Linked DNA regions of Mus musculus: all the other regions are linked to region 1. A link is a loop called in an ENCODE intact Hi-C map of the cell type or tissue named here. Cell type or tissue: left cerebral cortex. All regions are shown on one strand.

Region 1 (8,000 bases):
GCCCTGAGAGCGATCCATCATAAAGTAATATATATTGTGAGGCATCTCACTGACTTTTGACTTCTCCTGGTTCTTCAAACTCAAACCAAAATAGTATTAGACACTTTCCCAGAAAAGATAAGTTATATAGTCAAAATATAGTCAATAAATGTCTGAATTTAGATATCAAGCCAAAATATATAAAACCAGTCTTGAAGATGTTAGCAATACTACTCTAAATCAATAGCTTAACAGTGCTTCATAAGCCAAAGCCACATCCACATGTCTGAGAAATTGAAAATCGACTCAGGAAGAGAAACTATGTAGTAGATATCATATTAATTTGCAAAGACATATTTGATTGTTTCCTGGTAGTATAAGATTCCAGAAGGCATCTGGTAATTTGACCTATAAGTGCTTTTACTAGTCCATTCTAATTCAATTGACCTCCACGTGAACATCTTTCTCTGTAAAGGACATGATAGCATAGTCTTGGAGTCTTAAATGTCACCGACAAACCATGAAATCTTTAATACTTGAGAAAAATCATGCAGATAGGCAAATCCACAGATTAAATATGTCTTTCTCCTCTCTCCCTTTCCCTCTCTCCCCCTCCTCCTCCCCTCCCTTTCTCCTTCTCTTCCTTCTCTTCCTCCTTCTCCTCCTCCTTCTCTTCCTCCTCCTCCTCCTTCTCCTCCTTCTCTTCCTTCTCTTCCTCCTCTTCCTCCTCCTTCTCCTCCTCCTTCTCCTCTTCCTTCTTCTTCTTTGACATCATAATATCTTACAGAATATACATTTTTGCACATTTTGTTTCTTTCAACTACTGGATTAAATTAAATTGAACTTGCATTTTAACTAACTGTCAGAGAGAAACAAAGTTCTCTTACTCACAACATCCACATCCACTGTATGGATAGCAGCACTTTGTACAAAGCACAAAACAAAACAAACAAACTACATATCAATAACATTGCAATTGGCAGTTTTAAATTCTTTTGGAACCAAAGTTAACATTGTGTATAGAAAAATAAATTCGCTTAGTTAAATTAAGATATATATTGAGGCCACAAACCTATTGCATTTGTTCTAGAAGGAGGTAAGCAATATAAAAGTGTTTTACACATGTGATGAAGTTAACAGATGTGATCCCAGCTTGGATTTTAGTTTACCTTACACTGTGAGCTCTTAACTTATGGGAATTTTCATTGTATTTTTCCCATAAATCCCTGGCTTGTTTTTCCCCAAAGAATACTAACCCATCATACTGTCTGAGCAAATGCCAAAACAAAATTTTGATCGGAAGTTATATAACAACTAAACTTAATAGAAAGAATGTTGTTTAAGGAGATGTATCCAGCAGATGAAATGCAGACTACTTTATGCAAGGTGATATTTTGCAACAGCACAGAAAAATAAATCCACACAGAAAGTTTCAAGATAATTCATTTAAAAGCCAACATAAATAAATAAGTAAATAATAAATAAATAAATAACTGGAAAGGCAAACATGCAAAGAATAGCAGAAATATAAATCAGAAAAAAAACCTAGAGTGAGGAAGCTGGGATCCTAGTGGCTTTTGTCACTGATATTTATGGCACTTTGGTTGATATTTAAGTTTCAGCTTCAGAGTCCTCATATTTAAAGTAACAGAACCAAATGAATAATACCCAATTTCTATGTTTGCTTTAACACTTGATTGAGGTTAGTTACTGTGATACTTGAATAGATAATAACTAAAACAAGCATGCCATTTCATTTATGTAATTTAAACAACAAGTAGTCCTTACCTACTGCTTCAAGGAGTGATGACATTTGTATTCATTTCTGTCTTAATTCTACAGTTTTAAATGGATAGAACGTTCTATAGAGGGATACATTAGGTTTGGAGGTGGTCAAAATTGGAGTAAATCCATGATTACATACTGGGTTGCAAACATTTGCAAATTAATTAGCCATCTACAATTTCAGTTTCTTCATTTGAAAAATGGAGATGATGCAGCTGATCATCAGTTTGAGCGAATTGATGTAAATTGTTTTCATGATGAGCAACAAGTACTAGAGTACAAGAGTAGAAGTCACAAACTATTCTAGAAGGGCCGTGGGCTTTACAGCTGTCAATAACCTCCAGACTATTTGTGTGTGCATGTATGTGTGCGTGTGTATGTGTGTATGCATGTGTGCATGCATATGTGTGAGTGTGTGTTTCATGTGTGTGCGAATTTATATGTGTAGGCATGTGTACGTGTGCAAGTGTATGTGTTCATGTGTGTGCACATGTGTGCGCATGTGTGTGCATGTGTGTGCATGTGTGTGAATGCATGTGAGCATGTGTGTATTCATTTGTGTGTGTGTATGTGTGTGAATATGTGTGTGGATGTGTGTGCGTGTGTGTATGTGTGTGCATGTGTGTGTAGTGTGTGTATTCATTTGTGTGTGGGTGTATGTATGTGAATATGTGTATGTGCTTATGTGTGTGTGCATGCCTGTGTGGGTATGCATGTGTGTATGTGTGTATATGTGCATGTATGTATTTTAAAACCACCAACTTTGGACTATCAGAAAAATTCTGAAGGTGTAATGGGACACCAATTTTTCCACAGCTTAAGTACCTGCCAAATTAACAGGATTTTACCTAAAATGCCAATTGTCTAGAAAATTAATAGGAAATGTCTGTAGTTTAATTTTTCTAAACAACTGTTAAAAGAAATAATCAACTAACATTAATGTTACTAGTCTAATAATTAATAGTTAAATAATAGTATATAGTCTCAGTCTAGTAATAATAGCTACCACAATTCCTACTTTCTCAGAGTTAATTGTAAATCAATTATGCCGTAAAATAAAAACAGAGAGAGAAAAATACTTTCAATAAAATAGTTAACACGTATAGATTTCTAAAAGAAAATTAAAGAAAACCAAAACAATTGTCAAGAAAATATGACAAATATTGTATTAAATTACTTTGCATATGTAGTACATTGTTCTGTATTACGCATTACTCTTACATTGCTCTGTATAATACTTCAGTATGGCCACGAGGTGTCACTATTAGCTCAATCACTTTTACAAATATCTATGATTACCTTTTTCCCCTAAAATCTGAAAGGAAAAGAGAATATTTCTTAACGTATTTTACAGACCATGTGTTTAAACTGGCCCATGGTATAAATAATTTCACCTTACTTATTTTACCTTTACATATTTATAGTTTTCTTAAATAAACTTTTACATAATAGCAAAAAATCAGGATTAGGGAGAAGATCATGTTACATATCAAAATCAAGTTAAGGGAAATAACAATCCATTGAACAAAGAATAAACCCCCAAACCCTTTACAAAATATGTATTAAGACAAAAGCTAGCTTAAAAAAGAGGCAGCCTAGTAGATGAAATAAAGGTTTTTAATAGCAAGGTATAGCTTCCTATCTGTAAAAGGTAACTTGTCTCTGAAACTAGTAATGTTAGATATAAGATTAATTATACAAATATTTAGAAATGTTTCTACATCCTCAGGTTACACTGATAGGAAATCTAACTGATTTATTGTTATTATTGTTGTTATTATTATTATTATTATTAATTTGTTGCTTTATATTTCTTCCATGAATCCTCAACTTCTGCAAAAGTATCAAAGTAGCCGGAATATCTTCCAAACATTCCATATAACATATTTGAGTGATATTTTGCCAGCTGTGATATTTACTTTTAATTGGCAGCCTGTCACAATGTAGAATCACCTGAAATACAGTCTCAATGGCGGGGGGGTCTAGATCAGGTTGGACCTGGATCTGTCTGTGGGGGATATTTAATTTACATTAATTGATGTGGGGAAATGCAGCTCAGTGTGTTTGCCCTACCCTCTAGACAGGGGATCCTGGCCTGCCTAGCTCTAAAGGAGGCGTGCATGAATCAGCATGTAATAAATTCACTTCTTCTCTCTGTTCTGGAGTAGGAATGTAACGAGCTGTTCAAGTCCCTGCGTTGATGTCCCAGTAATGATGGATTGCAACATGGGACTGTGAGCCAATGTTCTTTCACCCAATGTTGCTTGTTGTCAAGACATTACATCACAGCAGTAGAAGTGTAGCTTGAGGAAATTCTATTAATAAGGCACATCTACATACCCAACACAAAGAGTTACAAAGAGAGGAAAGTACAGTGCTAAGTGCATACACACACACACACATGCATAAGTACATATCTATGTACACACATACACACACATAGTTATAATCATGGAACCTTTAGTTTATACGCTAATTTAAAGATTAATTTTTAAAAAGCGTTTTCTTAGAAGAAAAACATAATTTGCTGACCTGTGGAATGTGTAGCTTGAAAGCCTTTTCTTTGAACAGAGGCATCAGAAATAAACCGAATAAACATTTCATTCCCAGTAGCCATGAGGGGATCTGGTATCTTGCTGCCACATAGTCGGCCAAGTATTGGTGACTTCTCCGTTTCTCCATCAAAAATTTCCAAGTGATCATAAGCACATTCTTGATGTTGTTCAACCTCAAACTCATTGAAGGCCTATTTAAGAAGAAGGAAACTATTTTCTAGCAACAAATCATTGAAAATATTCTCTAGGGGACAAATCAACTATCAATAAAATTTGTTCACAGTAAACATAGGAATTAAGCCAAGGAGCACATAATTGAAGGCTTATGAAAGTCACATGGTGTTGACCTCCTGTAAAAGCATAAAGATAAACACAAGGAGTCAGTGTAGCCGTTAAGCCATCCAGAGATGAATGTATCTGGAGGATATCATCCTTAGTGAGGTAACCCAATCACAAAAGAAGTCATTAGATATGCTCTCAATGATAAGTGGATATTAGCCCAGAAATATAGAACACCCAAGATACAATTTGCAAAACACAAGAAAATCAAGAAGAGGGAAGACCAATGGGTACATACTTCATTCCTCCTTAGAATGGGGAACAAAATACCCATGAAAGGAATTGCAGAGACAAAGTTTGGAGCTAAGACGAAAGGATGGACTATCTAGAGACTACCCCACCTGGGGATCCATCCCATAATCAGCCACCAAACCCAGACACTATTGCATATGTGAGAAAGATTTTGCTGAAGGGACCCTGTTATAGCTGTCTCTTATGAGGCTATGCCAGTGCCTGGCAATTACAGAAGTGGATGCTCACAGTCATCTCTAAGATGGATCACAGGGCCCCCAATGGAGAAACTAGAGAAAGCAACCAAGGAGCTGAAGGGGTCTGCAACCCTATAGTTGGAACAACAATATGAACTAACCAGTACCCCCCCCCCCGAGCTCATATCTCTAGCTGCATATGTAGCAGAAGATGGCTTAATAGGCCAACACTGGAAAGAGAGGCCCCTTGATATTGCAAACTTTATATGCCCCAGTACAGGGGAATTCCAGGGCCAAGAAGTGGGAGTGGGTGGGTAGGGGAGCAGGGCCGAGCGAGGGTATAGGGAACTTTCGGGATAGCATTTGAAATGTATTAAAGAAAAGGTCTAATACAAAATAAATTATTAAAAAAAAAAAGTCACATGGTGTTGACCTCCTGTAAAAGCATAAAGATAAACACAAGGAGTCAGTGTAGCCGTTATGCCATCCAGAGATCAGGTAGCCTTCAAAGGCTGCTTGTTTAAGGTTTGAGCTCAGAGAGACCAAACTGTGCAGTTGTGCAGATTCCAGAAGCAACAGTTCACAGGGAGGCCTTTAGGTCATTAAAGACACGCCAATTCTTTCAGCCTCTCATGTGTTCTTCCTGCCCAGGGGGTGAAGATTATTCCCTTGAATCTTGAACTCCCACCATGAAGTTCTCTGTCACAAGCCAAATAATACAGCCATGGACTCATACTTCAGTAATTATGGGCCAAGATAACCCTTTTCTCTTTATAAATTCATTACCTCTGGTATTTTTTTAAAGTATGGAAAGCTGCTTCATATGAAATGACTAAGCATGGTATTACAATATATTCAATCAGTATAATTATTTTTTAATTTTATAGACTTAGAAAATAATCTTGCAAATAAATCTTTAAAATTACAGTCTAAAAATAAGCAAATGCAAGGTCTATAGGCCAGAGAAAAACTTGTATACAATGAGAAGGGGCATTCAGAATGGGAGCTGTGGAGCTACACATTAAATCTTACATTTTCAGAATTGAAGCTGTATATACACTTAGCCACCATCAAAACTAACAAACAAAACTACCATGGCAGAATTAGAGCTAGAATGATCATTAGTTTCAAATTGTTTTTCATGACTCACATCCATTGCCTGCATTCAGTCCTTCTGAATTTCCTCTTATTTTCCTCCCCATCATTTCACACACGTACACATTTGTTTACATATACACATACTATTGGCTAGAATCAGCATAACAGATTGAATGTTTTCAGGCAATATAAATGTTATAACCATTGTAGGCCAATAAAGGAGAATTTTGACTGTATATAATTTTAGTTGATCTTACAAACCATAGTATTCTAAAACACTAAAATAAACATTATGTTATGGTAGTATATTATAAATTTATTTTTTCTGGTAAATGCTATTCTTACACTAAGGCACCTTGGCAACTTTGCCATGTTTTGCTGTTCTTTGTACCACTTAAAAATATAAGTGTGGACACTTTGCCCTTCTTAGAATTGGGAACAAAACACCCATAGAAGGAGTTACAGAGACAAAGTTTGGAACTGAGACAAAAGGATGGACCATCTAGAGACAGCCATATCCAGGAATTCATCCCATAATCAGCTTCCAAACGCTGACACCATTGCATACACCAGCAAGATTTTGCTGAAAGGACCCAGATATAGCTGTCTCTTGTGAGACTATGCCGGGGCCTAGCAAACACAGAAGTGGATGCTCACAGTCAGCTATTGGATGGATCACAGGGCCCCCAATGGAGGAGCTAGAGAAAGTACCCAAGGAGCTGGGGGGGATCTGCAACCTTATAGGTGGAACAACAATATGAACTAACCAGTACCCTGGAGCTCATGTATCTAGCTGCATATGTATCAGAAGATGGCCTAGTCAGCCATCAGTGGAAAGAGAGGCCCATTGGTCGTGCAAACTTTATATGCCTCAGTACAGGGGAACGTCAGGGTCAAGAAGTGGGAGTGGGTGGGGGAGCATGTGGAGTAATTTTGGGATAGCATTGGAAATGTAAATGAAATAAATACCTAATTAAAAAAAAAGAAACAGAAAAAAAAATATCCTGCTTGAGGCAGAGGGCATAGACAACCAATGACTGGTGCAAACTAAGACTCATCCCATGGGCAAGAATCAATCTCTGACATTAATGATACTGTTATGCTTGCAGACAGGAGTCTAGCATAACTGTCCTCTGAGAACTCTACACAACAGCCTATACAAGGAGATGCAGAGACCCACAGCCAAACATTAGATGGAACTAGGGAATCTTGTAGAAGTGTTGGGGGGGGGATTGAGGACCTGAAAAAGATAGGGACACCACAGGAAGACTAATAGAGTCAACTAACCTGGCCCCTTTGAGGGCTCCCAGAGACTGAATCACCAAAGAGCAGGCACGGGCTGAACCTAGGCTCCCTGCACATATGTAGCGCAAGTGCAGCTTAGTCTTCATGCAAGTCTTCTTACAACTGGCTGGAGGCTGATCCTGAATCTTTTACCTGCCTGTGGTTCCTATTCCCCTAATTGGACCACCTTATCTTGCCTCAGTGGGAGAGGGTGTACCTAGTCATACAGTGACTTGATATGCCAGGGTAGGGTGATATGGGGGGGGGGGGGCGAGGGGATCCCGTTCTCAGAGGAGAAGGGAAGGGGGAATGGGGTAGCTCTGTGAGGGGCACTGCAATGAAAGGAGCTGATATTGGAATGTAAAGTGAATAAGTAAAAACATTAATGAAAAAAATCTCACTTGACCTCTGTAGAAATGTTGTATGTATATCTCACTAAATTGAAACTAAAAATTCACTAGACATATGACACATTAAATCCCCAAGAAAGGTTAACTGTAATGGCATGAAAATATTATTGTCCAAACATTTA
Region 2 (8,000 bases), 180 kb after region 1:
CCTCCCCTTATAAAGCAGTCAAGAGGTCGGGCAGGTATTCCTTAGTGTTATTCTGTCTGCATCTCTGTGCAAATTCATTCTCAGAAGGAAATACCCCTTCCATCCCCGCAGATTTCATCTGTGAACACACTTGAAGTCATGGTATACTAAACCACGTATTTTCATTTATACTAGAAATGTCTCAATCAACTCAACTAAATGATTACAGGATTTCTCTCTCTCTTACAGTTTTCCAGACTTGAAGTCAGAACTCTTACAGATAAATAACTACACTCAACTTCATAAATATACTAAGGATGAAACAATTTTTAACAAATTATTGCTGAGAATAATTTTCCTTGGATAGCATGGGTTTTTGTTGTTATCTTATTTGGAATAGAATTTTGTAGATGAAACTATGAACAGCCTCTTGTTGAGTATGAACTAGATTCTTAAGAGTGGATCTGGCAGTATGACTCAGTAAATAATACTTTTAATCTCTGACATCCAGGATTTAGATTTAAAGTAAATGAAATTAACTTCTGATATCAAAGTAATTTCCTCCAAATCAGTCAGGATTACAAGAAGACTTGGGCTGATTTCTTAGATTTGTGTTTGTTGTTTGTTTCTTTATGTTTCAAATAAAATGTCAGAAAGAAAAAAATTTAAAATGCAGCAGGAATGGCGTTCTGGGGTAACCTCATAAAGTCACTGGGGCTCTGTTTTCCTGTCTGTGCAGTGGGAAGATTGATTGACAAGCTCCAGCACACTGGAATGTCATGAACCTAGCTAGAACAATGGACTCAGCTAAGTTTCAAAATCATTAAAGCTGTTTGTCATATACCATCAAGCCACTGTGTACAAACAAGCAGGGTATATCAGAATGTTTCTTAGTGAACTTCAGAAAGGACTTATTTCTCAGTCCTGGACCAGGCCCTGGAATCCACTACAGCACAAAGACATACCAAACGTCTTGCTTTTCTACTTTTGTATGGCTGTATTTCCCAAATGTGCTCTCTCTCTCTCTCTCTCTCTCTCTCTCTCTCTCTCTCTCTCTCTCTCTGTGTGTGTGTGTGTGTGTGTGTGTGTGTGTGTGTGTGTGTGTGTGTGTGTGTATGTATGTTATTTCAGAAACCTTCTTTTGACTCTTGCTTGGGATTTTGGTGTGCTCACATTTTTCATGTTATTTTAACTTTCATTTGTCTTGCATAGTACTAATAAAAGAGATAATAAGATTTTATCACTCTGTAGCCAGAGTGATAAATTAAAACCTTTCATCTCAGTATGGTAAAGGTGGGGGAGAACACTTGGAAAGAGACCCCTGCATCTTCATACATCTTAGCCTACTACACTGGCCATTCTTCCCTTCTCAACAGATACAAATAGACACATGCTCAAAGACATACGACTCCTCAAAGATAGGTAAGAAAAACAATAATAATTCTAAGTTATTATTTTCTATTTTTATTCAAAAATAATGCTATACTGAAGGGGAAAGAAAGAGTCAATATTATTCAAGTTGTCTTTTCTTTTCTTTTCTTTGGGTGTTTATTTGCAAAGAAAAATAAACACCCAGGGTTTGCATATGCTTGAACTCACAGTAGGGACACCTCACCTTGGTCTTCTTCTTTGCTGATTGAATCTTTCACAGGAAAGAACATCAAAATGGACAGTTCCTTTTACAACATTATAAATCTGGGACCTCGCGCATACCTTAAGACAAACCGGAGATTCGCATATCCTTTGTTGCAGCATTACTACAAATACTCCACCTACCAAAAGTTGCATTCTAGTCACCACTATAGCCAGAAGAGATGCAATCAGTTAAAGAAGTCCTGGGAACATGGTGAAATTGTGTTTTGATAACAAGAGGGAATATGTCATCAAAGGTAAAACTTATCTAGGGAATGTGCAGGTTTTTCCTTCACTTGAGCACAGGTCTCCTTCATGCCCAGGAAGGGTTGCCTTACCTAGGGAAGGGGAATAAAAGCAGCCACAGATCTAACCAGTCTTGGAATCTGGATACACTTAGACCTATTGGCTATTTGGCCCACCCTTTCTCTGCCACCTAGTCTGGAATTCACACCTCTTGATGGAACAGACCAGATCGTGCCTGCCTTCAGTTTCTCAAGGACACTGTTATTTGGGCCTGTCACAGCAACCTTCCCAAAGTTAGTTGAGTCCGGGCTGAACTGAGATTGCCTCAGCCACAGTCCAACCGAATTTAGGACAGGGAATCCCCAAAACCCTCCCTAATGCTTCAGCCAGTGTTGGGTCCCCTAGGACACTGCCCTCACGTGGTTCCCGAGAACCGTGAGTGGGGCTCCTACCACAGGCGGGCAAAAGCTTTGGGCGGTGCAGAGGAGGGACGCGTGGTGGCGCCGGCTCGTGGAAGCAGAGAGCTACTCTCTGGTGTTCCCGGCCCGGCGGGGTGAGCCCGCGGGCTTCAGGGAGTGTCAGTGCCTCTGCAGCTCCGGAGAGTACTTCCAGGAAGACACAAATTTGAATGGGGTAGCAACTTGGTATAAATATTATTAGATTTAGTTTTAAATGGGAGAAAAATAACTGGGATCTTATCTACAACTGAGTTCTTTTAAGGTTGTCACAACACCCTTCTGGTCTGGAACTCACACTTAAACTCTTGGTAAAACAAGGAGTGTCCAGAGGCAGAGATGCCATCTCCACCCACCTTTTGGAAAACTCTGCCTACTCGGATATGAACAAACTCTGGGAAACCTCGTCCTGGAACAGCGGAGGTCTTGTCCCTTCCTGGTGCATTGAACCCGCTGCGTGCTGGCATTTAAAACCCACAGAAGCCAGCTGTGTTTATGACTTGTTTAATTTCACAGGGGATGGGGGAGGGATCAGAAACTACAGGACGGGACGTTTGCCTTAAGCGATGGGGGACCAGTGCTTGGCATCTGATCCTACTAGCACAGAACTCCAGGGAACTTGGGCCGCCGCGCAGGGTGGAGAGCCGGGAGGAAAAAGGAGAGGGAGAGAGGAGGGGCAACGATGGAGGGGCTGAGCAGGAGAGAAGGAAACAGGTGAGCTCTCATTGCCTCTTGAAGGAGATTCCAACGTCTTGGTCCCCAGCAGCGCACCACAGTCCCAACTTAGACAGGCACTTACCAGCTTTGCACGGGTCCTTGTAATCTATAGGCTCCGTTTTGTCCTCTTCGTTCCCATCAAAAGTGTAATCATAATCGAGGCCAGCGCAGACCCACAGCACCCGGGAGAAAACAATACCCGAGACCACCAACCACAGGAGCATCCTCGGGGAGAGCGCTTGCAAACCCATCCTCCTCCCCTAGAGGAAAAGGAGGGGACCAGACCCGGAGGGCCGCGTGGATATGCGGGGCTCTAGGGACAGTGTTCTTATCCCGACTGGGAAGCTCCTCGGAAAGACCTGAATGTTCAGGTGTCCGGAGACATGCGGATGTCTTCAGGACGCTAGAGAGGGCAAATGTCTCCCTGTCTCCCCCGGATGCTGGGGAACTTGGCCGGGGGCCCGCGGGTGGGCGGAAGGCAGGTGAGGAGCTCGGCGCAGGGCAGCCGCAGCCAACCCGGCTCGGTCTAGGTCGTCCTTCCAGCGGTCGAACTTCCCGCGATCACGACCGGCCGCGGCGAGAGGCGCACGGCGGGCTCAGCTGCCACCGGAGCTCCGGCTCCCGCGCCGCGCCCCCGCCGCTGTCAGGACCCCGCGGCCGAGAGCGAGCTGCAGCCGCCTGCGCCCGCCGCTGCCACCGCCGCTGCTCGGGGAAGATGAATCCGGTCTGCACATCAGCACATCTGAACTGAAAGGGGAGACCGAGGAAGGGGGTGGGGGATAGGCATTTCTACGCCGCCAGACCTTAAAAGCCTGCCGAAGCTAGGGAAGCTCCCGACTGCCCGGAGAGCAAAGGGGTGTGAGGATTTGGAGTGCCTCTTTCCCCCCCTCTAGGCTGTCTTTTTACCCTCTTCCTAACTTGAAAAAAAAAAAAATCTTCGCAGCATCTAACCCAATCACTCGCATCCTGCTTACTTATTCATACAATCAGGGTCAGGATCCGGGCCACAGCCTCCTCTCTGACTTCGTTTGATAGCCTTATACAAACAAACAGACACGAGCGCGCTGACATTTCCATTTCTATTTTACTAAAGATAAAAAACCGAATGCATTCCGCATTTGCGTCCACGAACAGCAATTAATAGATGAGGTACGTGTCAGTGCAGAGCGCCAGACCGGGGGTGGCGCGAGGGATCGTGACAACTTCGCTGCAAATCTCTCTATCTTGCCCCCACCCCACCCCCAGATAAATAGGCGATGTGTGTTTCTTTCCCTTGCTGCTGTTTAACCTTCCTACCTCAAGAGTGGAAGGAAAAGTATCTGACCTTTCTCTGTTTGGGTAAGAAAACAGGCATCTGTGCAAAGGCAGTCTCCTAACCAACAAAGTTTTACTAAGAACTAGAGAAATTAATTTTTTTTAAAAAAAATCGAGTTCCAGATCGCACCAGCAGGAAACGCTAAGCCCTCGCTGATGGGCTGGAGCTAGGGCTCACGTGGGCGCAGGAAGGGAAGTTGGAATACTCGCCTCGCAAATTTTCTGACAGTTCTGGCGCCCATGCCCAGCGCCTCCTAGTACCCTTCGGCTTCACTTGTTTGATTTCCTCCCTAGGACAGGGTGTAAGAGCCGGCAGCTGGATCAGAGAGGTAAACCACTCCTCAGCCTAGCAGACTCAAGACAAACACAGGTTGTGGGAAATTGGGGAAGGGAAAAAAAAATCAGAGGAAATCTCTGCAAAAAAGCCCCTGGTGTGAGCAATTCCGAGGTTTCCCCACATCTGTAAGTAGTTTCCAAAATAGGTGAGACGACTTCCCCCACCCCCAAGCTTCCGGGAGCCCAGAGAGCTGAGAGCTTTCCTTTTCTAACAATATCTTTTACTGTCACTTTAGCAGGGACTGTCTTCTGGTGCCTTTGTATCTTTATTAGAGGAACCCATCTCTATTCCAAGTAGCCATTTAGGCAAAAGTAAGGAGCCAGGGAGCCATGAATATCGGAATCCTCTGTCTGTCTGTCTGTCTGTCTGTCTGTCTGTCTGTCTGTCTTTGCCTATCTGTCTCTCTTAGGATAGGAAAAAACCACCTTTGGCTTGGAGATGCGACTACTCTATACTTGCTGCAGAAAAGCAAGCAGATAATCTGGACAACATACTGTTTTCTACTTGAAGGAAAAGGGTAGGAGGTAGACTGGAGGTGATTGTTTCTCGCTTGGCAAAGTTGGAGTTTCTTGATGACCACTACAATGATGACCTCTGCCTGTAGATCTTAAACATCTAATCCTGACATACAGAGCAGACCCAGACCGCGGGTTTAAATAGATAAAACATAAAAGAAAAAACAGAAAAAAAAAAAAAAAAAGCTTGCTAAGGAGGTAAAGACACTGCTTTCGAAATTTCTTGCTGAGTCATGATCAACCCAAACAGAAAAGCTGTTTGTATAATTAATGCTGGTGTTGCTCCTGCAGGGCTAAGCAAAAGTGCATCCTACATATAGCCCAGTTCAGAATGAGAAATGCAATTTTTCTTTAGAAGATCTCTGCTCTTGAACTGCTGACTGTGTCTGCATTTCTTACCCTGGACCCACTAAATGCCAGGAAACGTCTAAGACTCTCAGCATCTAAGATGATTTTCTTATATGATTTTTCAAGAATCTGTACCTAGAGCGCACATCCTGGGTAGGGATGGACATGTTTTATCATTTATTGGGAAAGAAAATGGTACCATATGGGGACAGCTGCCTTATTATGAATAGACAGTGATGTCTGCTAGACCTTCCTTACAGATCTGTCACTGCCCAGTTGAAAATGTTTATAAGTTTGAACTAGGGACATAGTTAATAGAGAGCTTGCTTAGCATGTACAATCCCCCGAATGGCTTCTCATGACCACCTAAAACAAATTTACACTTTAGTGGAGGACAGAGAGTTCAAGGCCATCCTCAAGGACATAAGTAGTGTAAAGCCAGCCTGCAATGCATGTGACCCTCTTTCAAAAAATGAAATACATTAAAGAATAAAAGTGTAATATATTTATATCCAGAGAATTGGTGACTACCATACTAGAGCATCAGATTTAAGGTAGAGAAATGTTTATTTATGGTTAAAATGCTTGCCATGAGTATTTGTATGCATCACAACATTCTGGGCCTCATAACCCCAAGAGCTTCAAGTTTTTAAGTTTTTACTTATTTACTTTGTGTGTGTGTGTGTGTGTGTGTGTGTGTGTGTGTGTTGTGTGTTGTGTGTGTATGTGTACGTATGTCTGTGTGTGTGTATGTGTGTGTGTGTCTGTGTGTGTTGTGTGTGTATGTGTGTGTATGTCTGTGTCTGTGTGTGTCTGTGTATGTGTGTGTGTGTATGTGTGTGTGTATGTGTGTGTGTGTGTCTGTGTGTGTGTGTATCTGTGTGTGTGTGTGTGTGTCTGTGTGTGTGTGTGTGTGTGTGTGTGTGTGTGTGTGTGTGTTGTGTGTGGGTAAGCAAGGGAACACCTTCCTGGAGTTGATTCTTGCCTTCCAGGTCTGGCTACCCACCTTGTGGACAGTCCCCTCTACTACTCAATTCCTGCCTTCCCTGGCCCACATGTTTTCTAAATTCTCCTGTCTCTGCCTCCTTCCCTGCTTTAGGAATGCTGAATAAGAGATGTATATCAGCATCCAGCTTAATATGGGTTTGGGGATTAAACTCAGGTTGTCACATGTACATGGAAAAATGCTTTTACTCACTGAAAAACCATCCCAGCCCTGGTTCTCAGATTTTAAATCTTAGACTTAGCTCTATTTGTATAAAATCATCTGGGTTTAAAAGTCTTTTTTTTTTTTTCTATAGTTGAGGGCAGATTTTTGTCCTGAACATGTAAAAAGATCAATTTGGAAAAATAGAACTGTGGTTAAGAAGTTGAATCTGAGCGTGGCTGTAGACATGTGCAGTATCTGAATTCAATCTCTTCAGGAAGATGGAAAAGAGAAATTGATTTCTTCAGGAAAACCTGCTGACACGGCCCTGGCATCCAGCTGGTGGCTGTCCTTGACCACCATGGCAGTACCTGCAATGACACTCAGCCCCTCATGAAAGGAGCAAACTGTGACACCAGAAAAAGGACAAACTTCATAGCAAATCATGATATTTTCTTTGCTACCATAGTAGTTAAATTATAATGTATGTGTAGAGACTGCTAAACCAGATAAGTCTGTTTTATAATCCAGCCAATTAGTCAAGAGCTTTCCTATGACATTAAGTAACATGTGAATATGCTCCCTTCGTGTGTCCTGTGAAAAAGTGATGCACAAAAGAATAATATCATTTAAAATAAGAAAATGGAACATGTCGTTCCTATAAAATACATGTCTGGAAAACTAAATAAACACATTTTTCAAACTTTATTGTAGAGTGAAATGCGGGTTTCCTTCCCACCCTCTCAGCTGAGTTTCATTTTGTTTGTTTTTTGTTTGTGTTTTGTTTTGTTTTTAAACACTTTAGATTGTAGCTAGGGAATTCTATAAATATACAATCCTAGGAAGCTGTCATTGCTGGGGGTCAAAGACAGCCAATATTGGCAATTTTATGTAGCTTCAAGCTTTAGAGGGATGCTTTATGTTATTAGCATTTGTTATTAGCATTTACATTATTAGCCTTATTCTTCTGGATGAAATTTTATATACTTTGGTAAAATACTTTCCTGTGGACTCTGAACCTCTGCGAAATCCAACCTCTACATTTTCTATTATAATACTAAAAAAAAAAAAAAAAAAAAAAAAAAAAAAGAAAACCTGAAAAAAAAAAGAAAACCTGAAAACTATGACTTCAAAACCTTATTTTTTCAATTTGTGTGTAGGAATGTTGTGCTTCATGTATGTCTGTGTGCCATGTGAAAACCAGAAGAGAGAGTCAGATCCCCTGGAACTGGAGGCATTCCCCAGGGCTGCCTGGAATGGAACCAGCATACTCTGAAGAAGCATCAAGATAATTACTCTTAGATAACACT
Region 3 (8,000 bases), 670 kb after region 1:
ACAGCATTTGGGCAGATGTTCATAAAAAAATTACCTAGGCTAGGAAAACAAACTTGACTCTTTATTCATGCTAAAAAAAAAATAAAATAAAATGAATATAAAAAAAAGTCTCATGGAAATTTTCAATCAGTGAATTTAAAGCAGAATCCAGAGTGTTACATCAGAGCCTGTGCGTAAAGGTACCAACTCTGACAGCCTGGCTTTTATTTCAAGGACCTGCAGGGTGGAAGAAAGAGCCAGCTTCTGAAAGTTGACCTTTGACTTTCACACACCATGATGTGCATACACGGAAGCACATGCATGCATGGATAAATAAATAATAAAGGTTTTACAAACAAATCCCGAAGGTACTTCTGCGATGAAATTACTTAAGGTAGGTAGTCTGCTTCATAAGGGGTCTGAGCAACATTAGAGTTTGTAAATTTCCAGAATTTGTGCATTTTCTGCCCCCTGTGGGGCGGCACTCGTCAATGTCCCTGATCTATGAGTCCCTAGGATTCTTTTCCATGAGTTGGCACAGACACTTCCTGTCCCATAACCTTTGTGCCAGATTTCCCATTCACCGGAGCAACCTGTGTATAAGTCATAGAAGCTGGCTCATCTTGAAGGTGTAGGATTTCAAAATGGCCAAAGGAATAACATTGAATGTACCCATTTCTACCACGGAAGAGACACAGATATGCCTTCTTATCTGCTCACCCGAAAAGGACTTTGAAGGACTTTCTAAAAAGTGATCATTTTTTTCAACCAGATTTGCAGATCCGTGCTCCAGATATTCAACCAAAATTTGTTTTCATTTTCAGAACACGTCATATTCTTGCAATAATATCAATTTATCTTTACGTTTGAAACAAGACAACATAACGTTAAACCATGGCTTTCACATAATTTCTTTAAATAATTCAACAAGCCCACAGGAAGACTCTACTAGCAAGCAGAACAAAGGGCTGAGATTGAGCATCAGAATCATACAAGCTGGACTGTCAGGAGTGGCCAGCTTGTTGTGTGGCTTGGCTGGAAGTGAGTGTCCATGTAAGCATTGTCTCCTTATTTTCCAATGACTGTACAAACACTAACCATCGTTTCCGCTTTCCAGGATGAGCCCTGCTGGAACTCTTTATGAATGTCTTAAGGTTTTCACCCTAATACCAAGCCGTTAGCAAATTCATTCCCACCCTGTCATTTACCTTAGTCATGGGCAAGAAATGTTTTCCGAGGACTTAACCCATACACTCCATGTTCTAAGATCAAAGTTTCTCTATTAGCATTTATTTAATCCATTCTCCGTCTTATGTACCACTGGGAAAACTATGCAGGCAAATGAATGCGGGGCTCAGTGACAGAGGCTTACTCAGCCTTCCTGGATTGCATCCTATCACAACAACAACAATAACAATAATAATAATAATAATAATAATAATAATAATAATAATAATAATAATGGAGAGAGGAAAAAGTCGGGAATGGTGGGAAACATCCATAGTCCCAACTTGATGATTCAGAAGCTGAGTGATCAGGAGTTCGAGGCCAGCCTGGACTACAAATTCAAGGCCAATCTAATGAACTAGAAACCCAGGGAGGAAAAAAAGGGGAGGGGGCGGGGAGAGATGAAGGAAGGGAGACTTCTCCTGTCCTGCACTGAGAATTTTTAGCCTGGCTTTTGTGTTTTCCTCGAGAAATCAAAAGCATTCCATACTGATTCCGGCGCTTTAACCAGGCCTTCATTACCAACAGAAAGGCCAGGACCAAATTCTTTCTGAAGAGCATAAACATAACCCAAAAAAGATCCCAAAACATTGCTTAAAATATCTTTTTAATACTAAGCCTTTAATACAAATCAAAACGTGCTTGAACATACTCTGACGGAAAATGCCTAACAAGATGACTGCAGGAGATAAAACGTGATCAATCGTGAACTAGTCATCTCAGAGTGGTTAAAGCACGCGGGGAGGGGTGGGGGTGGGGGGGTACTGTTGTTTTCCCTTAGTAAGGCCATGCATGGTTTCAGAATCTGTATGCCTGTTAGAAACCATCTTTTTCTATCCTGGTAGGAAGATCTACATATATGCACACCACACGACATCTAGATCATCAATATCCTTTTTAAAATTCGCCAGCATCCCCAGAGAGTGCACCTAACGCTCACACAAACACAGAGGAAGGTAGGAAGAGCTGCAGCACCCAATAAGCTGGTCCTTTGGAAATTCTCAAATGATAAAAGCCTCTTTCCTGGCTCCTCTGAGACCTCCTTCCTGGCTCCTCTCCTTCTGCACCTTATTTTTCACTCGTGTCTGAGGGGAAGGTGTTTGCCTTCCTGAGAACTCACAATTTTATTCTGTTTAGAGTTTGACCCATCTGTGACGGTGAGCACCGGGGACTCAGCTCTGGGATTTGCTTGCCTGTTATTCCTGTCCCCGTGCCTCCAGCCCCCCTCTAGCCTATGTTCACAAAAAAAAAAAAAAAAAAAACAAAAAAACAAAAAAAAACGGGTCGGAGATGCGAACGATAGGGAGAGGCTGGTGCTCGTTTCCTTCCCACTTTCCACCTTCCATCCAGGCATCCTCCACCGGGAAGCAACTTGGGGCCCACCTCTCCTTCTTCCCGTCCCCGGAGCCCCTGCAGCGGGCAGAGCACTTACCCGGCTCATGGACCCCGGGGTTGTCAGACAGCTCGATGACCAGGAGCTCCCGGCCCTCGAAGCTGCGCCCCACTGTGTAGATTCTGCTGATGGCGGTGCACTGCAGCCATACGGACACCAGCGCCTCGCGCAGCTCTGGATAGCGGTGGTACTCGAAGGAGATGCCGTCCTCTTGCTGGAGCCGCCGGCGGCGCCTCATGCCAGCCGCTGGCGCCCCGGGCTCCTGGGCTTCAGCCGTCAGCAGCCACCCGCCGGCCACCAGCGCGGCACACAGCGCCAGCAGCACCCGTCCTCCGCGCCCGGCCATCGCGTCCCCGCGAGCTGCACTGCCGGCCTCTTTTGTCTGCCCGGGCCCGGGTGGAGTTGGCGAGCTCAGCACCAGCCTCCTCTCGCCTCACCTTCCACCGCTCAATGAACGGTGCGCTCTGGGGCCACCCAGAGGACAGCGGCGACGCGACGGCTCTGCGCGCTGCACTACCCGCCCCGGGGAGCGGGAGCCAGGAGGCTAGGCACAGGCGAAGCAGCCGCCAGGGATGTTGGGTTTATTTCTTGGTTCAGACCCACGTCAAAAGCCAAATGGCGCCAGGGACCACGCAGGTGGAATGACAGCTAAGACCTTGACTTAGGAAGGCTATTGTTAATGAGAGGGAACCACGACCCAAGATCATCCTTGTAGAAAACACATTCTTGGGTTGTTAACAGGGCCTTTTGATTTCCACCTAGATGCATCAGAATGCGGGGTGGGGGTAAGAAACAACCCGCTGCTTGCCTGGACATCACTGCAATAGTGGAAACTTAAGGGATGCGATTTCATCTACAGCAAGGTCTGGCTAGAAGCCAGAACACTGTGTTTTGATTTAAAGGTGCTTTCTACCAATTTACAGATCCTGCATTTAATTGTATTCAGACACACTCCAAAACCTTTCTAGGGGGAAAAAAAAAAAAGAAATGGGATAAGACGGTGTCCTTTACAAGCAGGACCTATACCACTCATCTTCTGTGATATCCTGGAAAAAAAAAAAAAGACTCTGCTCATGAATTAGACAAAGGATTTCGTTTGGCATTCTGATTCAATCCTGAAATAGAGAAAAATCCGATACAGACAAATGATATATATTGTCATCCCTTTCACAAAGTGACTGCAAACGGATAAAATCATGGGCTTAAATGAGCACCCTTGGGCAGGGCTTGTGTTTTTGGAGCAACATCTGCAGCAGATGTTACTCTACAAAGGTTGCCATTTGGGTGTAACATCAGCACGGATCTGAACACGTGATCATTGAGTATGACCACCAAAAAGAAAGACTGAATGAAGACCAGCTGGGGAATGTTTCATGAGGGACATTTTCCCTCGGATGCCTCTTTCTCTGCTGTCTAATAATACCCTGTCCTGAATAAATCTGTCACCTGGAAAGGAAAGGAATCCAGGTCTATAATAGTTTCATTAGGTTTGTTGTTGGTTTGTTGTTGTTGTTGTTGTTTTAACTGAAGTTTGAAACAGTGGAAGTGCCTTCTCCTACTGACTCCTTGGTCTCAGGAGCAGCTAGAGGACAAAGGGAGTCCAGCTGCTTAGAAAGTGATATTAGCAAGACAACAGGTCGTCATATGGCCTCTGTGGCTCTCAGAAGTCCCCCTGTCTCCGAAAGCTGACCTGTGACAGACATGGCCGCCCACACCTCACCCACCCCATTCCCACCCCTGAGAAATCCTAACCAACCAGAGTGCTATAACTAAGGCACAGAATGTTACCAGCACTGAGTGAAGAAGGCAGGCAAAAATTGTCTGTCACACATTCAGGAACAAACGTAGACCAAAAAGGGGAGCAACTGTAGGCATCCAGCTCATCTTGAGAATTTCACAAATAAAATAAGTATTACTGTCTCGGGGGCTGGAGAAATGGCTTCACAGTAAAGAACACATAATACTCTTGCAGAGTACCTGAGTTCAATTCCAACACTCAGAACCAGAGGATCACAGCTGTCTGCATCTCCAGCTCCAAGGGATCTGATATCTGGCCTCCTTGGACACCCTACATATACAGTAATAATTGGGGGGGACATACACACATCTAAATACAATTTTAAAGGAGCACAAATCAAGTCATGGTAGTACACACCTGTAGTCCCAGCATTCAAGCACCTGAAGCAGGAAGATCTTGAACTTGAGGCAAGCCTGAGCTAAATAGTGTGACTCTCCCTCAAGCAAGTAAATCAAGGTGTATAAATAGACAGGCTGCCAAGGTGCTGGCAGAGAGGTTAGCCTGGAATCAGTGTGTCTACATCTCCCACAGCAGCACAGATGCTTTTCTTAAGACAGGGTCTCATGTAGCCTCGGCTGACGTCAAACTCACTATGTATCTGAGACTAGCCTTGAACTCCTGGTCTCTTTTTTTAAATATATTTTTATTAGGTATTTTCTTCATTTACACTTCAAATGCTATCCCAAAAGTCCCCCATACCCTTCCCCCCACTTCCCTACCCACCCACTTCCACTTCTTGGCCCTGGTGTTCCTCTGTACTGGGGCATATAAAGTTTGCAATACCAAGGGGCCTCTCTTCCCAATGATGGCCGACTAGGCCATCTTCTGCTACATATGCAGCTAGAGACACAAGCTCTGAGGGCACTGGTTAGTTTATATTGTTTTTCCACCTATAGTGTTGCAGGCCCCTTTAGCTTCTTGAGTACTTTCTCTAGCTCCTCCTTTGGGGGCCCTGTGTTCCATCCAATAGCTGACTGTGAGCATCCACTTCTGTTTGCCAGGCACTGGCATAGCCTCACAAGAGACAGCTATATCAGGGTCCTTTCAGCAAAATCTTACTGGTGTATGCAATGGTGTCAGCGTTTGGAGGCTGATTATGGGATGGATCCCCGGGTATGGCAGTCTCTAGATGGTCCATCCTTTTGTCTCAACTCCAAACTTTGTCTCTGTAACTCCTGATCTCTTATCTCAAACCTCCCAAGTGCTAGCTTGTAATATAGTTAGGTGCTGCTTTAACAAGCTACCACAGATTTGGGGAGGGGTGGGGTTTTTTTGGGGGGTGGGAGGCAGCCATCATCCAACTTCCTCCTTAAAGTAGACAGAGCTTTATGAAAAACACCAACAAAAAAACCCCAATGCTTTCCACTCTAACCAGCCTGTGTTTGATTACTTAGTTCAGAAGTCTGAATCCAGAGTTACAATTAGGTTTCTAAAAGCATTTCCAAAAGAGTAACCTTGGGAAACCAGAGAAAAGAAAACAGAGCGGCTAAAACCAATGACTTCAAAAATATAGAGTTAAGAATTTCATGTTAGTAATTTAAGTCAACCTCACTAATTTGTGGCTGGGTTGGGGCATATTGACTAGTAACTGCACACACAAACAATACTCTCTCATTGAAGTCCTAACTTGTTCCATGGCTGACTATTCTTTTAAAATGTCACCTTTAAGGGTCATGAGGTACTTTCTATTTTGTTTTTTACTTTAAAGGAAAAAACGTTGGATTATACTAGCTATGTACTATTACTTGAAAAGTTCTTTGACATCTTAGATGTTTGCGGCCCTAACCTGTAAAAGGAAAAAAAGTTGGTTCGACTATCCATCCTCTAGTATTTGAGTATAAGAGAACCTGGACCATTAGTTCACCAGTTAAGGGCGTGTTGCTCTTCCAGAGAACCCAGGTCAATGCCTAGCATCCACAGGCTTGCTCACAATTGTCTGTAAGAATAGTCTAAGGAGATCTCTTCTGGTCTCTGCCAGTACCAGACAGGTACATGATGTACAGACATACATGTAGGCAGGACAGGTATACAATAATAACAACAACAATAATAACAATAATAATCTTAAATCATTATTTGAAAATGTCAGAAAATTAATAAAATATGTTTTATACACAGGTATTTTCAAGCTTTCATGATTCACAGAGTCTGGGGTGGGTTTCAGGCATTAAGAATAGTCATTCCTGGTTTGGGGGGCTGGAGAGTTGGCACAGAGGGTAAGGGTGTTTCCTATTCCTCCAGAGGACTTGAGTTTGTTTCCCAGCATCTATGTCAAGCAGCATATGATCACTTATCACTTCAGCTCCAGGGAATGTGACATTCTCTCCTGCCTACCTTGGGCACTTGCACCCACATAGCAGACACACACATAAAAAAATTTTTAAGTCTTTTTTTAAAAGAATTTTTTAAATGTTCTTCATTTTAACCAGGAAACCAACCAAGTATGGTAGCAAGTGCCTGTAACTCCAGCACTTAAGAGTGAAGGCAGGAGAACTGGGAGCTACAGCCTAGTCTATATTATAACAAGTTTGAAACCAACCTGGGTTACATGAGACCCTGTCAAATACAAACAAGGCAGGGCAGAGGTTTCTAATTTTAATATTTGACTGCCAAATATGTTGTATTATTTCATTTTCTTGTTACTGTAATGCAATAGTATGTCCAGAAAAGATTTACAGAAGAAAGTTTATTCCACCTTACTGTTCCACAGTGAGAGTCCGTCATAGCAGAGGAGGCACACTGCAGATAGCTGAGGTGGTCAGAGCAGGGAGCTGAGACATCACATGTTCGTCCACATGCAAGAAGCAGAAAGAAAACCAGAAGAGAGGCAAAACTATGAGCTTTCAAACCTCCCTCACACTGCCATACGTCCCCTGGCAAGGTTCTACTTCCCAAAGGTTCCATAGCCCTCCCAGACAGAGCCACCTCCTGGGGACCAAGTGTCCAAAGGCTTGAGACTACGGAGGCATTTCTCTTCCAACCACAACACAAGCTCGAAGAAATAAGGATGCATGTGTTAACATTTGCTAAGGTCTATTTCAAATCCAAACTCCTATGGTCCTGGAAGGTTTCTGTTTGAAATAATTTCCCACAAACCTGAGAGATAACACAAAACGTAGACTAAGGCATTGACCCAAAGAAATTAACATTTCATCTGTGTTTATAAAATAATTTCTGGGTTATTTTACACGTGGGTCAGCTGCATCCATTCTTCTAGGGCAGGCATTAGTCCTCTGTAGCTACACATATGCACTTTTTCATCGTGGCTGTAGAATTCTAAAATATCTCGCATGCCAAGTTTTTAATGCATTTGCATACCCATAGTTAAATTCAACCCGCAGACCCTATTTTAAAATATCTGTACAAACAGGAAGTTGAAAGTGACAGTGTTGCTTTGTGATGTCACCTCTAGATGTCTGTTGTCACACATTTAAATTCTCACAACCCCTACTTTCAGCCTCCCATCTATTCTCATCAAGTACAGAAACTATTTCTTTCTATGTGTGCAGCTTTTATTCTCTTCTTGCCTGTTTACTATTTATCTATCCTGCAGAAGTTCTGTGAGCACGTAGCTCTACATCTGTCCAGCTGTGTGCTGGGGAC
Region 4 (8,000 bases), 910 kb after region 1:
TTCAAGACCAGACTGAATTCTGTACCAAGTCCAAGGCTAGCTTGAATTACCTCACTAAGACACTGCTACAAAAAGGAAACCTAACTGGGGTAAGGGATTCAGTTGGAGGGACAGTTGAAGACAGAACAAAGACAAAGTATAGTGACACAGATGTGCGACGATGCCCTGCTGAGACACCGGATGTTAACCTAAAAATCTCATAAAGGTCAATAAAAGGCTGGTTTTTGAGACAGGGTGTCTATAGCTTTGACTGTCCTGGAACTCTCCATAGAGCAGGGTGGCCTAAAACTCAGAGATGCACTGGTACTCGGGTATCCTGAATGCTGGAACTAAAGGCGTGCACCACCACCGCTCTGTAAGACAGCCTCTTACATCCTTCAGTGGCAAAGTATTTACCTAGCAAGGCCTTGAATTTGGACCCTAGTACCACTTGGTGGGCATGACTGTGGGTGTGGCTTGGTATGAGTACTTGTGGGAGGGGGAAACCTCAAAATCTAAAAGCAGGGGGGCTTGGTGAGTTACTCCCCTCTCCCTGCAGTCTCATTTTTGAAGCTGAAATATGGAAGCTCAGGGTTTTTTCTTTCTTTCTCAGTAGTCAGTTCTAAGGTACTTTACCTTAAATGCCTTATCTGAATGCTCTAGGACCATCATGCCTTTGTAAGAATCCCGTGGGTGGGGAGCTAGAACGTCTCAGACTAAAGTAAGTGATGGAAAGTCTCATGACCTGAAAGGCCCGGAACAGAGTCTGATTTTATTCAGTGTGAGGGCAAAGCCATTTGAGCATTCTGAACAAAGGAACATCATAATTTGATTTTTTTTCTTCTTACAGATCACTCTGACTAATATATAGAAAACAGACTGAGATGAGAATTGAGACTGAAACAAAGAAATTGCTTACAAAGCCATGGAAATACCCAGGAGCATCTGGCATGTGGCTCAGGCGGTGATCTCAGCCCATGGGAGCCAAAGGCAGGAGCTCCAGGCCAGCCTGGGCTGTGAGACAACATGACAAAATAAAGAACAAGCAAACAAATAAACACAACTAGTCCTGGTAACAAGAATAAACATCCTGGAAAAGGGGAAAAGCAAAAGATGGGGTAGAAAATGGGTTTTCTATACATTTTGTGACTAGAGCCAACAGGGCCTATGTGTTGGCTAGGCTCTGGACTAGCTCCAAGTTTTTAGGCCTTCATGGCTGTTTAAAAAGAAAGTTTTTAACTTTTCTGCTTTTCACCAGAAAGTGAAAAGACACCATAAACCCCACTTGTCTCCATTAAAGAACAGGCCTGATTTCCAAAAAACGGCCGTAAGGCACCAGCTCCAGGAACCAACTATAAAATCCAAAACAAGATCATAAACACCCTCCTAAAGAACAGCCTGGGGGTAACGACAAAAATGGGGAAATATCTTATCTCAGAACGGGTCATTTGTGCTGGGCAGCCCTCTCTTATCCTATGGTTAAACATTCATGACAGGAATGCAGACCACTGACCACCTGTGACCCCATAGCACCCACCAATGAAATTTTAGATTTCCTAGTCCCTCTAGAGAGTTTCCCCAGTTCCCTATGTGCCTGCACACATTTGTCAGTAGTCACCATCTCAAAAGATGGTTAACCCCTGCACACTAGTTGTTTCTGCAGAATAAACGCTCTTTGTTTTTGCATACTGAGTCTGAGGTCTCCCTTCAGCGATTTTCAGATTCTTACAAAAGAGAATTTATTTATTTTTTGTTTTTGTTTTTTTTAATATTTTTTATTAGGTATTTTCCTCATTTACATTTCCAATGCTATCCCAAAAGTCCCCCATACCCTCCCCCCTACTCCCCTACCCACCCACTCCCACTTTTTGGCCCTGGCGTTCCCCTGTACTGGGGCATATAAAGTTTTCGTGTCCAATGGGCCTCTCTTTCCAGTGATGGCCGACTCGGCCATCTTTTGATATATATGCAGCTAGAGTCAAGAGCTCCGGGGGACTGGTTAGTTCATAATTTTGTTCCACCTATAGGGTTGCAGATCTCTTTAGCTCCTTGGGTACTTTCTCTAGCTTCTCCATTGGGGGCCGTGTGATCCATCTAATAGCTGACTGTGAGCATCCACTTCTGTGTTTGCTAGGCCCTGGCATAGCCTCACAAGAGACAGCTATATCTGGGTCCTTTCAGCAAAATCTTGCTAGTGAGTGCAATGGTGTCAGCGTTTGGAAGCTGATTATGAGATGGATCCCCCGATATGGCAGTCTCTAGATGATCCATCCACAAAAGAGTATTTATAATTGCACAGTTCATACATTTTTTATTCCCAGGTATTTTGAAACTATATGTTAAATGTGGGTCGACTTAACTTTTTGCAAAAAGATAAAACAAAAAGTTTTTTCTTTAAACAAATTCATTAACACATCTTAATTGATTCTTAGGTACTAAAACTTAAACATTCGGAGCACAACCTAGGTGCTGAATTGCATAGAGAAATGCACGTTGTTGGGCCTCAAATCAAGTCTCCCCTGGGTGTGCTGATCAGGTGTAACCTCACACTTGAAGGCGGAATCTGCAGGAAGAGTAGGAGTTCAAAGTCAACCTCAGGCCAAAAGAGAGAGCTGTATGTCTCTAAGTGAGAGGCAGAGGAAGGCAGATCTTTGTGTTCCAGGCCAGCCTGGTCTACAGAGTGAGTTCCAGGAGAGTCACGGCTACACAGAGAGACCCCCGTCTCAAAAACAAAACAAAACAAAACAAAACAAAACAAAACAAAACAAAACAAAACAAATCAGTCTCAACAACGTGGCGAGTGTAAAGCTAGCAGTGGCTGTGTGAGACACTGTAACACAACAAAACCCCACCCCCAGTGATCTGAAGCAGGGCCCCAGAATTCACATCTCTGACCAGTCACCAGTATTGCGACTGTTGCTCATGTTCCTGCTAGAGCAAAGGTCTTGGAGAAGGAAGTTTGCGGAAGACAGGGCGTCACTGGCGCCGCAGCGGGTCTTGTAGCGCTGCTACAGTGAAGTCAGGATCCAGGGAGCAAAGGTAAGCTTTCTATCCGATGATGATGCGGAGGAATCCCCAGGAAAGAAGGGTAGAAAGGACGGGGCTGGGGAGAAGGTTCACACGCGACGCGCACTTGGTGCTCTTGCAGAGGACTGGTGTTCAGTACCAGTGCCCACACGGCAAGCAGTCACCATCTTCTGTAGCTCCAGTTGTAGGGCACCTGGCCTCTGACCTCTCCGAGCTCCTGTGTGTATGTGATATACATTCCCATTCAGGCACACGTGTACATATTAAAAAGTAGTAGAAACTTGAATTTTTTTTTTGTCAGTTGGAGCAACAGTAACTAGCCAAAGCTTTCCCCTCAAACCATAGAAACTGCAGAAATGTGAGATCCAATCCTAATCTAAATATAAACACCATATTTCAAACACTTGCAAATCACTTCCCTTTCCTTCCTTTTTTAGAAACAGATGACAGAAAATCTTAAATGTTATTTCATAAGTAGATGAAGCAAGAGAGAGTGTTTATAATACTGGAGTTCAAACAACTTTGCTTCGATTCATCTTGTCACTGTTCTCTAGTTATGAGGGGTAAGTATTTGAGAAGCTCATTAGCACGCTAAGGGTGGGGCTGGAGGCACAACTTGCTTCTTTTTTGAGACAGGGTTTCTCTGTGTAGCCCTGTCTGTCCTGGAACTCACTTTGTAGACCAGGCTGGCCTCGAACTCAGAAATCCGCCTGCCTCCGTCTCCCGAGTGCTGGGATCAAAGGTGTGTGCCACCACGCCCAGCTTCACAACTTGCTTAAGTGCGTTTGCTGCCAGTTCAGAGAATGGGAGTTTGGCTCCCAGAACCCACATTGGGCAGATTGCAATTGCCTGCAACTGGCTCCTGGATCCAGGTCTAGGGGACCCAACAACCACTTCTGGATTTATTTTTTTTTTATTTTATGTATATGGATATTTTTTGGATTTCTTTTTTAAATTTTATGTATATGGATATTTTTGCCTGCATGCATGTGCTGTATGTGTGCCTGGTGTCCTCAAAGGTCAGAGAACGTTTGGAATCCCTAGGATTGGAGTTACAGATGCTTGTGAGCTGCTATGTGGGCACTGGGGATGAAACCCAAGTCCTCTGTAAGAGTAGCCAGTGCTCTTAACTGCTGAGCCAGGCCTCCGGTTCCCTTCTTAGCCTTATAGCAGATTGAAGAAGGCTTGAGGCTGTTCGTCAATACTATACCTCCATGTTTATTATGTAGGGATGCTCACATATAAAATCACTGCATCTCTTCCCCTAGAGCAGACTGTGCAACTCCCTAAAATTTGCAATTATTTGAGTATATCCAGTTGAAAGATTGCCATGGGCCAGGCAGTGGTGACACACGCCTTTAATCCCAGCACTTGGGAGGCAGAGGCAGGCAGATATCTGAGTTCGAAGCCAGTCTGGTCTACAGAGTGAATGCCAGGACAGCCAGGGCTACACAGAGAAACCCTGTTTTGTTTTGTTTTGTTTTGTTTTTTTCTGAAAAAAAAAAAGGAAAGAAAGAAAGAAAAAAAAAGAAAAAGAAAAGAGAAGAAAGATGGGGGTGGGGGAGGCTAATACTTAAAGCCTTAAGTGAACCTGTTTTCTGTTGCTTTCCATTCATGCCTTAAAATTGTCAATTATGTAGAGCTGGGAGTTGGTCAGAGGTTCAGGGTACTTGCTGCACTTTCAGAGGATCTGGGTTTGATTCCCAGTACCCACAGGGTGATTCAACTACTGATGACTCCAGCTCCAGGGTAGCTAATGCCCTTTCTGACATCCATGAGTACCAAGCACACACATGGTGCATGCATATACATATATATACATACACACACACACAAACACACACACATGTGCAGGCAAACAACTCACACATAAAATGAATAAATCTAATAAAAATGTCATCTAAGATTTCTTTATAAAGGCAATATTGAAGACAATTTAAAAAGAATGCATGTGCAAAATCATCTCTTCGGCAACGTAGCAACCTTATTCTGTTGTCTCAATCTTGCAATTTTAAAATAATTTCAGAAAGGGCTGAGAAGAAGGCTCTGCTGAGCCTAAGAGAATGTCCTCTTCTCTTCCATAGGGGCCAAGTTTAGCTCCCAGTCCATAGTGAGCAATTTACAGCTGCCTATAACTCCAGATCCAGGGCATCTAAATGCTCTCTTTTGCCCTGTGGGCACCTGTGCACACACAAGGCATAGGCATGTATACACATGTATACATACACATAAATTTAAAAAGTCTTAAAAAGTAAATTTCAGATGAAAACTTTTTCTTCCATCAGAAACACCCACTTTCCTGTGTTCAAAGTACACTGCATACAATAAAATGGCAAGTGTCTGGGTGTAGTGGTGCTTGCCCAAAGTCCCAGAGCTCAGGCGGCAGCAGGCAACTCTCCGTGGGTTCAAGGTCAGTGTGTACAGTGAGTTCCAGGACAGCCAGGGCTCTGTAGGGAGAATTTCTCTCTCTCTCTCTCTCTCTCTCTCTCTCTCTCGCTCGCTCGCTCGCTCGCTCTGTTTTGCCTGGTTTGATGGTATACACCTGTAATTCCAACACTTAGGAGGCTGCAGACGGAGGAGCCACACAAGTTAGAGGCAAGCGTGCATCATACAAAAAGGTTTTTTTTCCAGCTTGGGAGAGTGAGCTTCCGTCTCAAACAAGCAAAGTAGAGATAGCTGGAGAGATAGATCAGTGGTTAAGCGTGCTTTCCAGAAGGCTGGGGTTTAGTTCTCAACATCTATATAGTTGTACACAAACAGCCATGTTTCCAGTTCCCGGGGATTCAAGCATCTCTTCTGGTGTCTCTGTGGACACAGTGTGCCTGGAGAAGAAAACCACTCGCATACATAAGCAATGGCAGATCTTGTGTCAAGGGAGGTGGACAGTGTTTCTGATGATAGTAGCGGAAGTTGTACTCTGACCTACACACACGCACACACACACACACACACACACAGAGAGAGAGAGAGAGAGAGAGAGAGAGAGAGAGAGAGAGAGAGAGAGAGAAACCTGAGAGCTCACATCCAGATCCACAAACAGGAAGCACAGAGAGAGCACACTGGGAATGGTGCTAGTCTTCCGAAACCTCAAAGCCAGCCCCAGTGACACACCCCCTCCAACAAGGCCACACCCCCATCCTTCCCTAACAGTTCCACCAACTGCTGGTCTAGATATCAAACATATGAGCCTATGGGGCATTCTCAGTCAAACCACACCTTCACGTAGGCGGTGGAAAGCCTAGGACGTTGTTCTCACGTGAGCTTACATTTTGCTGGAGCTCTGGCCACAGACAGGGAGCAGATCTCTCTGCATAGGAAGCCCCCAGGAGTAACCTTCATTGTTCGCTGAGTGTAATATCCATTACTGTATCAACGCTTGATATTAGCATGTATGCCATGAATATCAATTCTCTTTTCCTGGTCTTATTAAAGGGAAAGCAAAGTCATCTACACTGTAGTTTTTCAAAGCCACAGGTTTGAAATATTCCTTAATTTTGGTTGTTCACCCTGGCTTCTTGTGTCTGTCCCCTCACTGTAAGACTTACAGTGACTGCTAATGCGGGGCTCAAAAGTCTGGCCTTGGTGACCTAAACATGGTGATATTGGCACCGGTAGTAGGGGTCTCCTCCTTATGTAAGGAGCGTGATGCCCATCTCACTGTATTACCCCGACTGGCCGCTAGCTGCCTCAGTTTCTAAGTATATATTACTCTGTCACATGGAACTCTTACATTTTAAAATTACAACTTTGGGCATGGTAGTGAGGCTGCAATTCCAGCACTTGGCAGAAGGATCATCCGAATTTGAGGCCAGCTTGCTCTGCATAGTGAGTTCCACGCCAGCAAAAAGATGAAAAATTAATTGAATTCTGTCTTTAGACGTTTGGCTCTATTAGTGTCCTATCACCAAGTGCGGCACTAAGTTCTTTTCAAAGTCTAGCTCACTTTGCTTTCTTAGAAGTCACTTTTAAAGCCTCTCAACTATACCACTAAAAGGAATCAGGACCATCATTGTAAGGGCTTAGCCAGAAACTGAAAATTTGATAGCCTACAGCAGCGTTATCTTTGTCGGACTAACATGGGAACAGCGCCACTCAGTGGTGATCATAGGAACTGCACCACTAAAGTCTACGACGTTGCCAGTCACCTCCTCTAATCTCCCACATCATTCACAGTGCCCCAAAACACACAGTGTAAATCACGACCTGCCCTGACTCCATTGCTTGAATCTAGGAAGCAGCTACTGGTGTGGTGTAGGGATGCAGCGCTCAGTAGAGAGCGATGTAAAGAGGTGGAGAAATTGTATCTTCACAGAGCCTGGGAGTTAGTCCCGAGCAGATGGCCTGAGTTCCATCTGGCAACCCAAATAGTGGAGGGAAATAACGGACTCTAGAGGTTGTCCTCTCATCTCCACGTGTGCACTGTAATACTCTCGTGACCCTTCCACCTCACCCCTCCCGTCCACCATAATAAATAAAAAATAATGTTTTTTTTTTTTAAATACAAGAGGAAAGAGAACAGAAACGTATACACACAGGCATGTACACACACACACACACACACATCCATGAAAGTAAAAGTTGAGGGGACAGTAAGGGAACATAAGAAGTTGGGGGGGAGCTAACGGGAGGGTATGGTAGAGCACAGTACATTAGTGCATAAAAATGTCATAATGCAGCGTTATTATATACAATTAATATATGATAAGAAAAGAGTTCTTCTTTTGTAGGGAAGAAATACTTGTGGGGCGGGCCTGAGGGGGTTGGTGACACACACCTACAGTCCCAGTACTTACTGGTGAGGTGGAGGCAGGAGGATCAGAAGGCCAATGCTATCCTTGGCCACATACTTAGTTGGAGTCCAACCTGGCCTACATGAGACCCTGTGTCAACAAAAGTAAAACAACAAATATATTTTGATAAACTATTTGGGGAAGGGGCTACAGCGTCGAGAAACTGCGCAGACAACAAAATGTGAGCTATACACGGATGCAGGA

Evidence for each region. A loop is a pair of places that touch in the nucleus more often than their neighbours do. Peaks named below come from ENCODE experiments on the same cell type or tissue, not always from the same donor. Only the 100,000 strongest peaks of a DNase experiment are listed, where the experiment ranks them.
Region 2: it touches region 1 in a loop (2.3-fold over the local background); 9 of 42 quality-filtered maps call a loop at or near these places.
Region 3: a loop joins it to region 1, with 2.7 times the contacts of the local background. A loop is called at or near these places in 2 of 42 quality-filtered maps.
Region 4: a loop joins it to region 1, with 4 times the contacts of the local background. A loop is called at or near these places in 7 of 42 quality-filtered maps.

What each region holds. Positions count from the first base shown.
Region 1 is chr8:64,020,766-64,028,765 of GRCm38, forward strand. It overlaps Tll1 (tolloid-like), which reads right to left. Exons shown (of 21, transcript NM_009390.3): 19 at 4,297-4,510. Among named protein-coding and RNA genes, the nearest start is that of Sgo2b, 73 kb to the left of the region's middle. In left cerebral cortex, a CTCF peak has its summit at 3,009 (motif pointing right); a DNase peak (open chromatin) is centred at 3,030.
Region 2 is chr8:64,202,104-64,210,103 of GRCm38, forward strand. It overlaps Tll1 (tolloid-like), which reads right to left and starts at 3,905. Exons shown (of 21, transcript NM_009390.3): 1 at 3,112-3,905. The coding sequence starts at 3,280. In left cerebral cortex, CTCF peaks have their summits at 2,357 and 4,460; DNase peaks (open chromatin) are centred at 2,318, 2,957, 3,132, 3,618 and 6 more places; H3K4me3 peaks cover 2,736 bases; H3K27ac peaks cover 170 bases.
Region 3 is chr8:64,690,005-64,698,004 of GRCm38, forward strand. It overlaps Cpe (carboxypeptidase E), which reads right to left and starts at 3,105. Exons shown (of 9, transcript NM_013494.4): 1 at 2,639-3,105. The coding sequence starts at 2,945. In left cerebral cortex, a CTCF peak has its summit at 3,087; DNase peaks (open chromatin) are centred at 551, 1,055, 1,782, 2,238 and 1 more place; H3K4me3 peaks cover 3,522 bases; H3K27ac peaks cover 3,574 bases.
Region 4 is chr8:64,934,512-64,942,511 of GRCm38, forward strand. It overlaps Gm32507 (a long non-coding RNA gene), which reads left to right and starts at 2,888. Exons shown (of 4, transcript XR_379050.2): 1 at 2,888-3,018; 2 at 3,444-3,569; 3 at 7,941-8,000. In left cerebral cortex, a CTCF peak has its summit at 7,098; DNase peaks (open chromatin) are centred at 3,562 and 7,103.